2 separate regions of the Mus musculus genome follow, and region 2 is linked to region 1. Evidence: chromatin loops called from intact Hi-C (ENCODE). Cell type or tissue: left cerebral cortex. All regions are shown on one strand. Each heading gives the region's core, and the rest is flanking DNA. Links, peaks and the distances in the headings are about the cores only.

The links. Peaks named below come from ENCODE experiments on the same cell type or tissue, not always from the same donor. Only the 100,000 strongest peaks of a DNase experiment are listed, where the experiment ranks them.
Region 2: it touches region 1 in a loop (2.5-fold over the local background); 3 of 42 quality-filtered maps call a loop at or near these places.

Annotation. Positions count from the first base shown.
Region 1 is chr13:91,162,296-91,167,671 of GRCm38, forward strand. All of the region lies in intron 2 of Atg10 (autophagy related 10), which reads right to left. Among named protein-coding and RNA genes, the nearest start is that of Atg10, 59 kb to the right of the region's middle. In left cerebral cortex, for the core only: no CTCF peak of the experiment used is centred there; DNase peaks (open chromatin) are centred at 2,726 and 3,121; H3K27ac peaks cover 1,764 bases.
Region 2 is chr13:91,362,754-91,368,129 of GRCm38, forward strand. No RefSeq gene overlaps it. Among named protein-coding and RNA genes, the nearest start is that of A830009L08Rik, 23 kb to the right of the region's middle. In left cerebral cortex, for the core only: a CTCF peak has its summit at 2,999 (motif pointing left); a DNase peak (open chromatin) is centred at 2,738.

The sequences.
Region 1 (5,376 bases), core at 119-5,118:
TATTATCTTTATAATAATTATATATCATTTTCCTTGTAATACTAAATAAAGACCCAACACAAGAAAGAAAAAATAATAGTTCCCCATGTATAAACTAAGGGTTTCAGCACCAGTTGTATAAACCAGAACATTCCTAAGTATGGTTGCAGGGAAGGACTTATTGTAGAAAGGAGGGAAAGAACTGCTAGAGGCGTCAGGCAAAGGCCAGAGCAGCTTGGAAGGGTGTGGTTCTCCTGCCTATCCAGAAGGCCAGAACATACAGTAGGTGACAAGAAGGTGGCATTGGTAGTTCAAGAGTCCTGCCAGGAAAGGGAGCTTGAACCTTTGCCAGAGACTGGCTTGTCCGTAAACAGTGCTGGAGGCAGACAAAAAGAGTGCAGGCAAAGGAGACCAAGATGGGAGGGGTTGGAGGAGGGTGACAGTGGGAGAGAGGAAGATGGGAGGGGGAGAGGGCGGGAAGCAGGAGAGAGCGCGGCAAAATGGCAGGGTTACAAGGAATGAGAAGATGGGGGAGGGAAGCCCAGGAGCTGGAGAAGTTTGGAAGGGAGGGGCAGGATGAGAAGAGCCACAGGTAGTTGTGATACTGAGGAAGCCTGGGGGCCAGCATGCTCTTGGGTATGCTCCTAATGTGCTGCTGTAGACACCACAGGTACCATTTGCTTCTTTTGAACCTGACACCCCAGGGGTCTGGGATCTAGACCTAGAGGGAGCAAAGCCCAGGATGACCCCCAATGCTCTGTGACTAGAATGGTTCTGAGAGCATGAAGTGCACGAAGCTCTGCAAATAACTCCCTTCCCCCTTTCAGTTTTTGGAATAACCCTTGTAGGTATGAGCTGTAATGAAGCAAATGCCTGGGTTTCACCATATTTTTCCAGTAGCATGGTTTGAAGCCTACTTACAGCTTTCAATTTTCAATTCCATTCAACACAGAGAACTCCAGCCCGGCTGAGAACTCCAGTGCTGTGCTCTTATACAGACAAGCCTGTCTCCTGCTCCCTTTCCTGACAGGACTCTGGAACTACCAAGTTCACCTTCTTGTCATCTCCAGAACTTTCCCAGCTTTCTGGACAGGCAGGAGAACCACACCTCTCTGAGCCCGTCCTTAGAGGTCAAAGCACAGCAAGAACTCTGGTCCCAGAGAAGAGGGAGTAGGTGAAAACCAGTCCCCTGTCCATAAAAAAAAAAAAAGGGGGGGAAGTTACCCAGTGCAACCTCGGAACAGAATCTGGGGAAAGAATGCTTGCTTAAGTAAGTGGACCTAAGCTGAAATTCCACCGCCTGCACATGGTTTTTAAAGGATGGTTACATATTAGATGATGCTAACTAACGCTCTTCTTGGACAAAACACTGAGAAGAGTTTAAAGCTCACTTGGTCCCAACCTCCACACAAGCACTTTAACTCAGGCTTCTGCAACGTTAGGTTTTACAATTAAGCATTTTCTTTCCTCTCTCTCTCTCTCTCTCTCTCTCTCTCTCTCTCTCTCTCTCTCTCTCTGTCTCTCTCTCTCTCTTTTTAATAATGTTTTGTTTTCAGGTTTTCCAACTTGCCCATTTTGAAGTTTCAATTTCTAGTTCATAGATGTGGGACCTCCGTGTGTGCCCTCATACTTTTTATTATATTAAGCAATTTCGTTTGTGCTCCCAGAGCATTTCGGCTTATTTGTGCCAGAGGAATGGCCGATGGTGTTATAACCGATTCGGGGCCTACTGGAGAAAACGAATTTTTTCTCTCTGGTCCTGCTTCCAATTTAAGTTTGTAAAGATTTTACCATATTTTGTCTGTTTACCCTCACTGAAATGTTCTCAAAGGTTTGGCTTTGCCTTTCTAATATCAGAGACTTAAAGGGGAAAAAAAGCATACAGATTGCTCAAGCTCTGATCACACCGCCTTTTCTTTACATTTAAAGTTACTCAGAATCTGACTCCTTTCATCATTAGGACTTAGACAATAGTTAATTTTATTCTTTATTACATTGAAAGAAATGATAATTCTAATAAAAGAAAATAACCAGGTTGCCAAGCACCATCCATACACAGCAGGATGGACGATTCACTAAGCTGCCCAGCCTTTAAGGGAATGAAAGGCCCCTGAGCTTTGACAGCTTAACTCTTCAGAGAAAGGTCTTGCTCTAAGAGAAGGATAGGGTAGAGAAGGTGAGAATGTCCTCTCTGGGATGCGTGCAGTGCCGAAAGAGGAAATGCCTTGAAAACTTAAAATAACACAGAGATCCCCGGGGTAGTACTGGAGGCTAGGTTATCCTAGCCAACACATCTTTTAAGCTCAGTGGTGAACCTGTCCTTGCCCTGTTCTGATGTGTAATAAAACTTACAGGCATCTCTTTCCCTCCCCCTCTCTCTGGGGAAGAGGGGTGTGTGGGTGTTTGCACATGGAAACCTCCCCAGGTATCTGGTCTCTGTACCTAGACGTCCCTCTTCTTACAAGGACACGGGTCACAACAGATTCAGGACCTGTCCTAATCTAGTGTGACCTTATTTTAATCTTGACCACATCTGTCAAGGCTATATTTTTAAACAAAGTCACCAATACAAAACCCATGGGCTTAGGTGACGGTGGGAGAGGGGACAGTCTATAAAGGAAAGGCAGGCAGAATGGGAGAAAGACAGCCCCATATCCTGCACCAAACATAGGCATCTGTCTCAGAAAAACACCCAAACTGCAACTGCTCCAGCCTGAGATTCAGGCCACAGTCTCAGAGACGTTCTGGAAACCAAAATGACACTAGCCAAAAATAGAGCAGAGGGTACCAGCAGCTATTAAAGGGGACTGTACTCTAGGTTAAGGCCTGCTTCCTAACCCACGGATACTGCGAGACTAAAGAGCCAAAAAGAGCACTTAACATTCACTGACTGAAAGAGTGCCAGTGTCAGAGAGGAAGGACAGACAGGGGAAACAGACAGAGAGGAGAGGAGGCTAGGATCTGCTGCATTTCGTGTGTGTGTGTGTGTGTGTGTGTGTGTGTGTGTGTGTCTCCCTCCCTCTCTCTCTTTGGATATAACAAAAGTTTCTTGACATATTTCCCAGCATGAGTCACAGTCTCTGCCCTTCAAGTCATTTCCACTCCAAGTCTGTGCATGTTTAAAGCTCTGGCACTGACTCTCTTCTCCTTCCATATGAATCAGCGCTCAGTAGCAGTGTCTCAAGGAGACAACCTTCAGCAGTGGAGAACGGAAGGCCAGGCAGATGTGCTGCATCAGCAGCAGCTGAGCCCCTCACAAAGCACAGGCTGCGAGCTTCACCGAGTCCCACAGTGTCCATGTTCTCACCTCATGGGCTACTCGTGTCCTCCGACTACTGTGCGCCACACAGACCAAACCAACTGATGAGCATAAAGTTAGTCATGTCTTTCCCTAAAACGTCTATGCATTTGAAATTCATATAAATGGGGGAATGTACTCGTATCATACAAAACACTCTGCTAAGTATTCCTTTGGCCTATGGACCATGAAATAAAACACTAGATTTATCTCCCCCACGTTAAATAGCTAAAACTCTAACAAACAAAAATAAAAGTATGAAGAAGGTGTTTTCTGACCTTTCATACAGACCACGCATGGCAGTGATCTCTGGGAGAAACGCAATAAGCAACCAGACTCCAGAAGTGCCCAGCTCGCAAAGTCAGAGGCAGCAAAGCCAAACAGAGCCCTAGAGTCACTGGCTCTATAGAGGCAGCGTTCTGAGTTGAGGAAACAGGGAGTCAACTGTGGACAGAGTGCACGCACGGCAGCCACTGAGAGGGAACTCTGGCGACCGAGAAGAGCACGCTGCGTCTCCCTGAGTAGTGTTCACGCAGGCATGTAAGGAAACTACTAGAGCCTGGGAATCACAGGCAGATGAAGTATGCAACCTAATCCTCAGAGCCCACACAGGGCCGGAGTCTTTCATATGCCCAGCTGCGTCCCGACACGCACGGCAGTGAACAGCATCCTCGGCATACCTCAGCGGTGGTCCAAATGAGACCTAATCTAAAGGCTGGTTGAGACCTGCCCCACTATATCTTAAAAACAGTCCCTGAAAGAATCAAACTGATTGCCAGGGGAAAGGAGGAACCAGGAAATGGGAAAAGTTGGTCACCAGAGTTTTCGTTGGGCGGGAATGATAGCTGTCGCCTTGCGCAATAAGGTGACTGTAACTAAAACCATCCTTGCAGACTTCAGTGTGGCTAAAGGGGACTGTAAATCTTCTCACCACCAAAAACTGATAAGGACTCGAAGTGAGGGGTATGTTAATCATCCCAATCCAACCGTTACACGATAAAGACCTGCAATGAACCTTCCAAATGAAAGCACACCACAATATAAGCACAAAACAAGAGAGTTTCCAAAGGAAAAAGGAGAGACAGAGACAGAGACAGAGAGACAAAGAGACAGAGAGATCAGCTCCTGGAATTCTCAGTGCATCTTTTTGTGGAAATGGGGTAATGGGGTATTCAGCATAAACTAACATCTAGAATCCAATAAAAAAAAAAAATGAACAGGCATGCCCAGAAGACCCAAAACCTGACTGAAATAATAAGAAAAAAAGTCAGTGAACAAAATGGAACAGAAATGTACAGTGGATGGAATTAAGCACAGCGGCGTGAGAACAGCTATCAGGAAGCCCTTCAGTGGCTCCTCAAAGGGGGGGGGGGGAATGACAATAATGAACAAAAAAAGACAAATACAGACAGTGGCTCAGGGGACTAGGGAGCCGGCTAACTGGTGAGAGTACTTACTAAGCAAGCTTGGACCCCAGCCCTGCATCGTGCCTGGGTCTGCAGCCTAGCACCAAGGGGACTCACTAAGCCAGAGGAGCATCAGTGCTTTCTGGAGAGGGAATCCAGCAAAACTGCAAGCTCCCGGTTCATTCAGAGGTCCTGTCTCAAGGACTAAGGCAGAGAGCCAGTGCTCTCCCGTGCCTAAGTTAAACTTCTAACGATTAAAAAACAATTAAGCATCTGAACTGAAAGCTATACTACTACATAAAATCAACAGCTTATTTATAAGTCCAGAAGAAAATCTTACTAAACCTCAGGACTTAACAACAGAAACTAACAGGGATGACAGGGGAAGGCAGAGAAAGCCACCATTTGTATTTTGTCCAGTTTTGAGCCAGTTAAGGGCTTGGAGAGCCAATTAAGCTAAGAGCAAATGAATTTCATTTTCCTATCTCTAATCGCTGTTAACAGAAAGAAAAGAGCTGAACTTACAATGACTAGATCTGGTTTGTACTCTCAGTTCTTCCTGGGGTCTTCTGCAGACCCAGTTACTGTAAAGTCTCTCGAGTTTGAAAGGCTTGCTACTCCATATCTGTTTGAACAAGAGGCTGTGTCTACGGCAAATGCCCCCAAACACTGCTCCCTTCAATGTGACCAGAA
Region 2 (5,376 bases), core at 197-5,196, 200 kb after region 1:
GTTGGCTGCCTAAAAACCAGTGTGATGCCCTTGTACAGCCCACCTCACTCTAATAAAAAAATAATAATAACCCACACCACTTAAACCTTTTCATTCATTTAACAAGTGTTATATAGCACTTAAAATACGCTGTAGACTTTGCTGGTTCGTGACATTCATAAAGATAAGTAAATCACAGCGTTTGGCTGGCCTGGAAGAGCTCCTGAGACAAACCGTTGCAGCCTCTTGTCTTGTTACAGCGCTGGAACCCGGAGTAGCTGTGTTTTGTGGGAGCCCAGAGAACAGTAAGCTTCCCCGGGGAAGTGGGATGAGGGGGCTTCCCACAGAAGATACCATCTGCAGTGTGCAAGGAGGACTGAACTGCAACACTCCCATCAGAAAGGTGTGTTCTCAGCTTGGGAACAACAGGAGCAAAGCTGTGCTAGCGAGTGCTGGAAATCCTGTCTAGGGAGCTGAGCCAGGAAGAGGAGGCAGGCTTTATGGCCCTTCATAAAGCAAGGATGGAACCAAATCAATTTCTTAAAACCAGCTTCAAAGCTCTAGAGAGGCCGTGTAGGATCGCAGCTACTTATTGCTTTTTCTTTTAAGAAATTGTTTTTTGGATTTTCATGTCCGTTCATTTAGAGATATTCTATCGGTTGGTTTGAGTGTTTAGAAATGATTTTCAAATACCATCCAGATCAACACTAGATAAACCCAGCAACAGGGCCTAGCTTTGAGATTTCTTTTCACCTGTTCACCGAGGTCTCAAACAAGAACAGTGTGTAGAAACCACGGAATGGCTTCCTAATACAATCTATGAGTTAACTCAAGGAGTCTGCCCAATGAAGGAGAGGTTAAGTGACTTGATTCGAGCACACTGATTTGAGGCATCTTGTCCCTTTCCTGTTTTGCAATCGAATTTTCCCACACAACCAGATCTAGGCATGAGGTCTCACCTGCCTGTGCCCATTTTTCTATCTGTAAGATGGAGTTAGCACATTTAAGTACTTAGAAAGCTGAATTCTGAAATCTTTGGCTACTGTGGTTATTAGTGGACATATTAGGACATTTCAGTAACCCTCTCCTGCCAGCTCTACCAACATGAAATCCATCTTATCTGAAGGTAAACAGAAAGAAAGGCATCCCACCAAGAGATTATAAAGCTTCCAAAAATAGCAGAAGAAAGGAAAGTCTATTTTTCTCATGAGTTAAAAAAAAAAAGGAGGAAGATATTTTTCTTAAACTATGTGTCTGTGGCTCTCAGAATTTAGCACATGTAAAAAGCACTTATGAGATCTCCTAAAAACAAATCCCTAAACAGAGTCCTCTCTACCACATAGTCAGGATCTGATTTTAGGTCTGACTTGGCCTGCTTGGTAACTCGGGGTCTCACCATGGACCCAGACTGGTCTTATCTGCTGTCTCAGCCTAGGAATTGCTGAGCTTACAGGCTTGTGCCACCATGACTGTCTGGTAGCTGTTTTCAAAGAAAAGGAAAAGCATTTCTCCAGTTAGCCATGGGAGCTGCCAGCTGAAGTCTTCCATTACTCAAGCCCAACTGGAGCCCATACTTGATTCTCTTTCTTGTTCTGTTGGCTCCAAACCATTGCCTATATTCATTCCTCCATGTCCACAAATTTCTGAAACTGCCTGTTTATCTTCCTTTAGGAGTAGGGAAGAATGGCTTCCCACCTTTTCATCCTTAAAGAAGAGCCACAGTGGCTCATAGCAATAGCAGGGATGTGTTATAGTGTGGGAGGTGGGTGGCCTCCCAGCCTTTCTTGGTTATCTCGCTGCTGTCCTGAGGCCTTTCTGTGTCTGTGTGTATGTGTGGGGGGATGTCTGTATGTCTCTATGTGTTTGTCTCTGTGTGTGAGCCTGTGTGTGTATGTGTGTTTCTGTGTGTGTGTCTGTGTGTGTGTGTGTGTGTGTGTGTGTTTGTCTGTCTGTCTGTCTATATGTGGGTGTCTGTGTGTGGGTGTCTCTCTGTGTACTTGTATGTGTGTCTCTGTCTGCCTGTGTATGTGTATGTCTGTGTCTGTATGTGGGTGTCTCTGTGTGTATGTATGTCTGTATGTGTGTCTCTGTGTGTTCTTGTGTGTGTGTGTGTGTGTGTGTGTGTGTATGTCTGTGTGTATATATCTGTGTGCGTGTCTATGTCTGTGTGTATTTGTGTGTGTCTCTCTGTGTGTGTCTGTGTCTGTGTGTGTTCCCTTATAAAATTAGTGTAAGAACTGAAAAGGAGAAATGAACTAATAGGATGGAAAGATTTTCATTCCTCTCTCAAAGAAGCCTCTCAGCTGGGCGCCCCAACATTTTATAGACATTACACAGCAGAGGGGCACTGGGGAACCCTGACCTTTGGACCCACTCGGCTCTCAGGGGTGCATGAAACTGATACACTAAGCTAGTCTGAGACATCCTATGTCACTGAAGGATACCACGCCAAGGTTTTCTCTCCAGCATGATGATGCTCTATCTCTCTCCTGCTTCCCTGAGGTGGGCCACTGGGTGTTGTCCACTCCTGGGACTGGATCCTACTTCCAGCCCCACCTCCCATAGCTCCACTTCCAGGCAGCAGGAGGCCTGAGGCTCCATCCCCACTGCTGGTGGGCTGATCAGACCTAGTGAGACAGTGCCCTGGACTGCTTGGTTCTGCTCTTTCCCAATCTGTTCAACTCACTTGCCTGCTGCCAAGACTGCTCTTTTCTGCTGGCTCTGAACCAGTAAGTGCCCTGGGCAGGGACCCAGCCTCTGGAGCCATGCCCAGTGCTTGGTCCAGTGCTTGGCCCACTGCCCAGGAGTCGTCAAGAGTCTGGTCTGGGTATGTGTCCTTTCAGCTGCTTGTCCTATAGTCTTCTCCTTGGAGTGGTAGGATGGGAGACATCCATCCTTGTCATTTTTAGCCTACCCCAAAGCTTCTTTTTGCCCTTACAATAGAAATGGGCCTGATGTAGTTACAGGCACTAGCTAATTGGGGTTCTGGGACTTTTAAAGGCATTGGGGGATTCATCGTGAGCCCTCTAGTGTTCATAAAATGTTTTAGAGGGCTTTGGGGCCCTGAGTGGTGGATTCTCCAGGAACCACAGCCTGTGTGTAGCCTCAGTTTGAATGCCTATTCTAGAACATCTCTACCCTTGAGATCATTTGGTAAAAATAACCTTTCTGAGATGGGATATTGGGGAAATAAATAAAGGCTACCTTGGGCCTTAAAGACCATGTGAGTGGCCATCAAAGCAGACAATCTGTGTCCCTAGGGTGGTATCCACCACTCCACAACCACATACTGGAGCTCCAGAGGAGGCCCGATGAGACAAAACTCTGGAGGTGGGGGTGCTTTGTAATGATAGAGAGAAGAGACAAGGAAAAGATTTACAAGGCTCCCAAGCACAGAGACTCGATACACACACACACACACACACACACACACACACACATTTGAAAGAAATCAGGAAATTATAGAAAATAAACATTCTATGTAGCCACTAGGTGGGTGGCCATCGCATGTGCTGCAGACCTCAGACATTTAAATCAGAGCAGCCTAAGCCTTCCATATCTAATTCCCAGAGGCCATCTTGAACTGAGTTAGTATTGTTTATTAACAAAACCAGAACTTCTTTTTTTTCTTTCCTAAAAGCGGCACTTGGCTTTCAGACATAAATCTATATGGAGGAAATATAACTTTTCCCCAAAATCATAAGCAAGATTTTTTCGGAACTCTGTTTCCACCTGTAAACAGCAGGATACCCAGTCTGGGTTTTTAGAAAACAAGTCTAGGTTGCAGAAAAGACAATTAGAAAAAAAAAAAATCTCATTTTACCTTATATTCAGCAGATTTGGAAAGAAAGAACTACAGGACCCCAAAACACATCGCATGCTCAAAAATAATTGCCAGAGTGAGAGACCAGCACAATCTCTGACTTGGGCACATCTGACACAGTGGCATGCCTCCCAGTTATCTCAGTGACAAGTCCTGGGCAAAGTGTCACGTGGAGCATTATTCATCTAATCCCCACTTTGCTATGAACTGGAGATACTTTCCACATTCCACTCTTCAAACGTCACTATAAAGTCTTTAAGTCACAGGAGTGAAATTAAACATCCTGCCATGGGCAATGGGAATCGAAACTATGACCCCCCTAGTCTAGGATGCAAAGCCTAGCTTCATTCCAGACCAGTTCCAGATGAAGTTAAGTCCAAGCTGTAAACTTCCCTTTACTATCTTCATGGTCAAAGAAAGTTCATGACAACTTTAGAAGGGAAAATGGCTACTCTGCTAGTGTGGTTACTAAGACATCAAACTATAATTATTATCAAGAGTTTGCTAATTTATTTAGGATTTTAGAGTATCTCCTATCTAATCTTATCATACAACGCATTCTTGGCTAAACACATAAATTATGTATCAACACAGGTTTGAGGGTTTTTGTTTTTGTTGTTGTTGTTGTTTGCTCCTGTTGTTTGTTTGTTTTGTTTGTTTTTTGTTTTTTGAGCTGCAGCAGCAAGCCTTAGACATGTGAAAACATGTTACAGGATAGACATCAAGAGCAGCTGGAATAATCTCAGATTAAACCTGGCATCTTCTCAAACAAGCACCTTCACCTAGCAGGTAGCACTAAGCACTGCTTACGGAGAACAAGCAGGAATCACACAGAGCCCGGCACACAGAGCAGGGTGCATCAGTGTCAAACATACGGAGATTTGGATTCAATAAGTTCCAAACAGAAGCAAGAATCTCCGTTCCTTCCTCCAGCCCCTCCCTCTCTCATATCCCACCCTGCTCCCAACAGGGAATGAAAATTTTGACCTAAATTTGCTAGCTTGTTGAAAATGATTCTATCTTTCTTGTTACAAACTCACTTGAAGAAAAACTGTAGAATTTTGAACTTAGAGAACCAAAAATTATCTTAAAAGAATGGATTTTTGATCATTTAAATTCACATCATATTTCTTTTCCTTTGTCTATCTGGTGTTCAATGATTTAAAAAAAAAAAAAAAAATCTAGCCTAAAGCTAACCAGCAATCTGCCTAGAAAACTTGTCTTAACAAGCTAGGAAAAAACCAAAACCAACAACAACCAAAACAAAACGAAACAACAACAGACCAATAGCCTTACCTCTGTTACAGAAGAAATATACACAAGTATTAACTTTATACAAACAAGGTTGAAATGGGTGGGGTCCTTTTATTGACGTCCAGTTGTCACTGTCATTGGGAAATGTTACAGGCAGCTTCCAGTGTGTGTAGATAAATTAGGACGAGTGGAAGTGCTGAGTAACGATGCTACTTTCTGTATACCAGCTATAAACGAAGGCCTGAAAACCCTGAGCCATGTACTTGAACCGCTAAAACAAGGGGGGAGGGGAGCCCAGAAAACTAAGAGAGAAACATGTT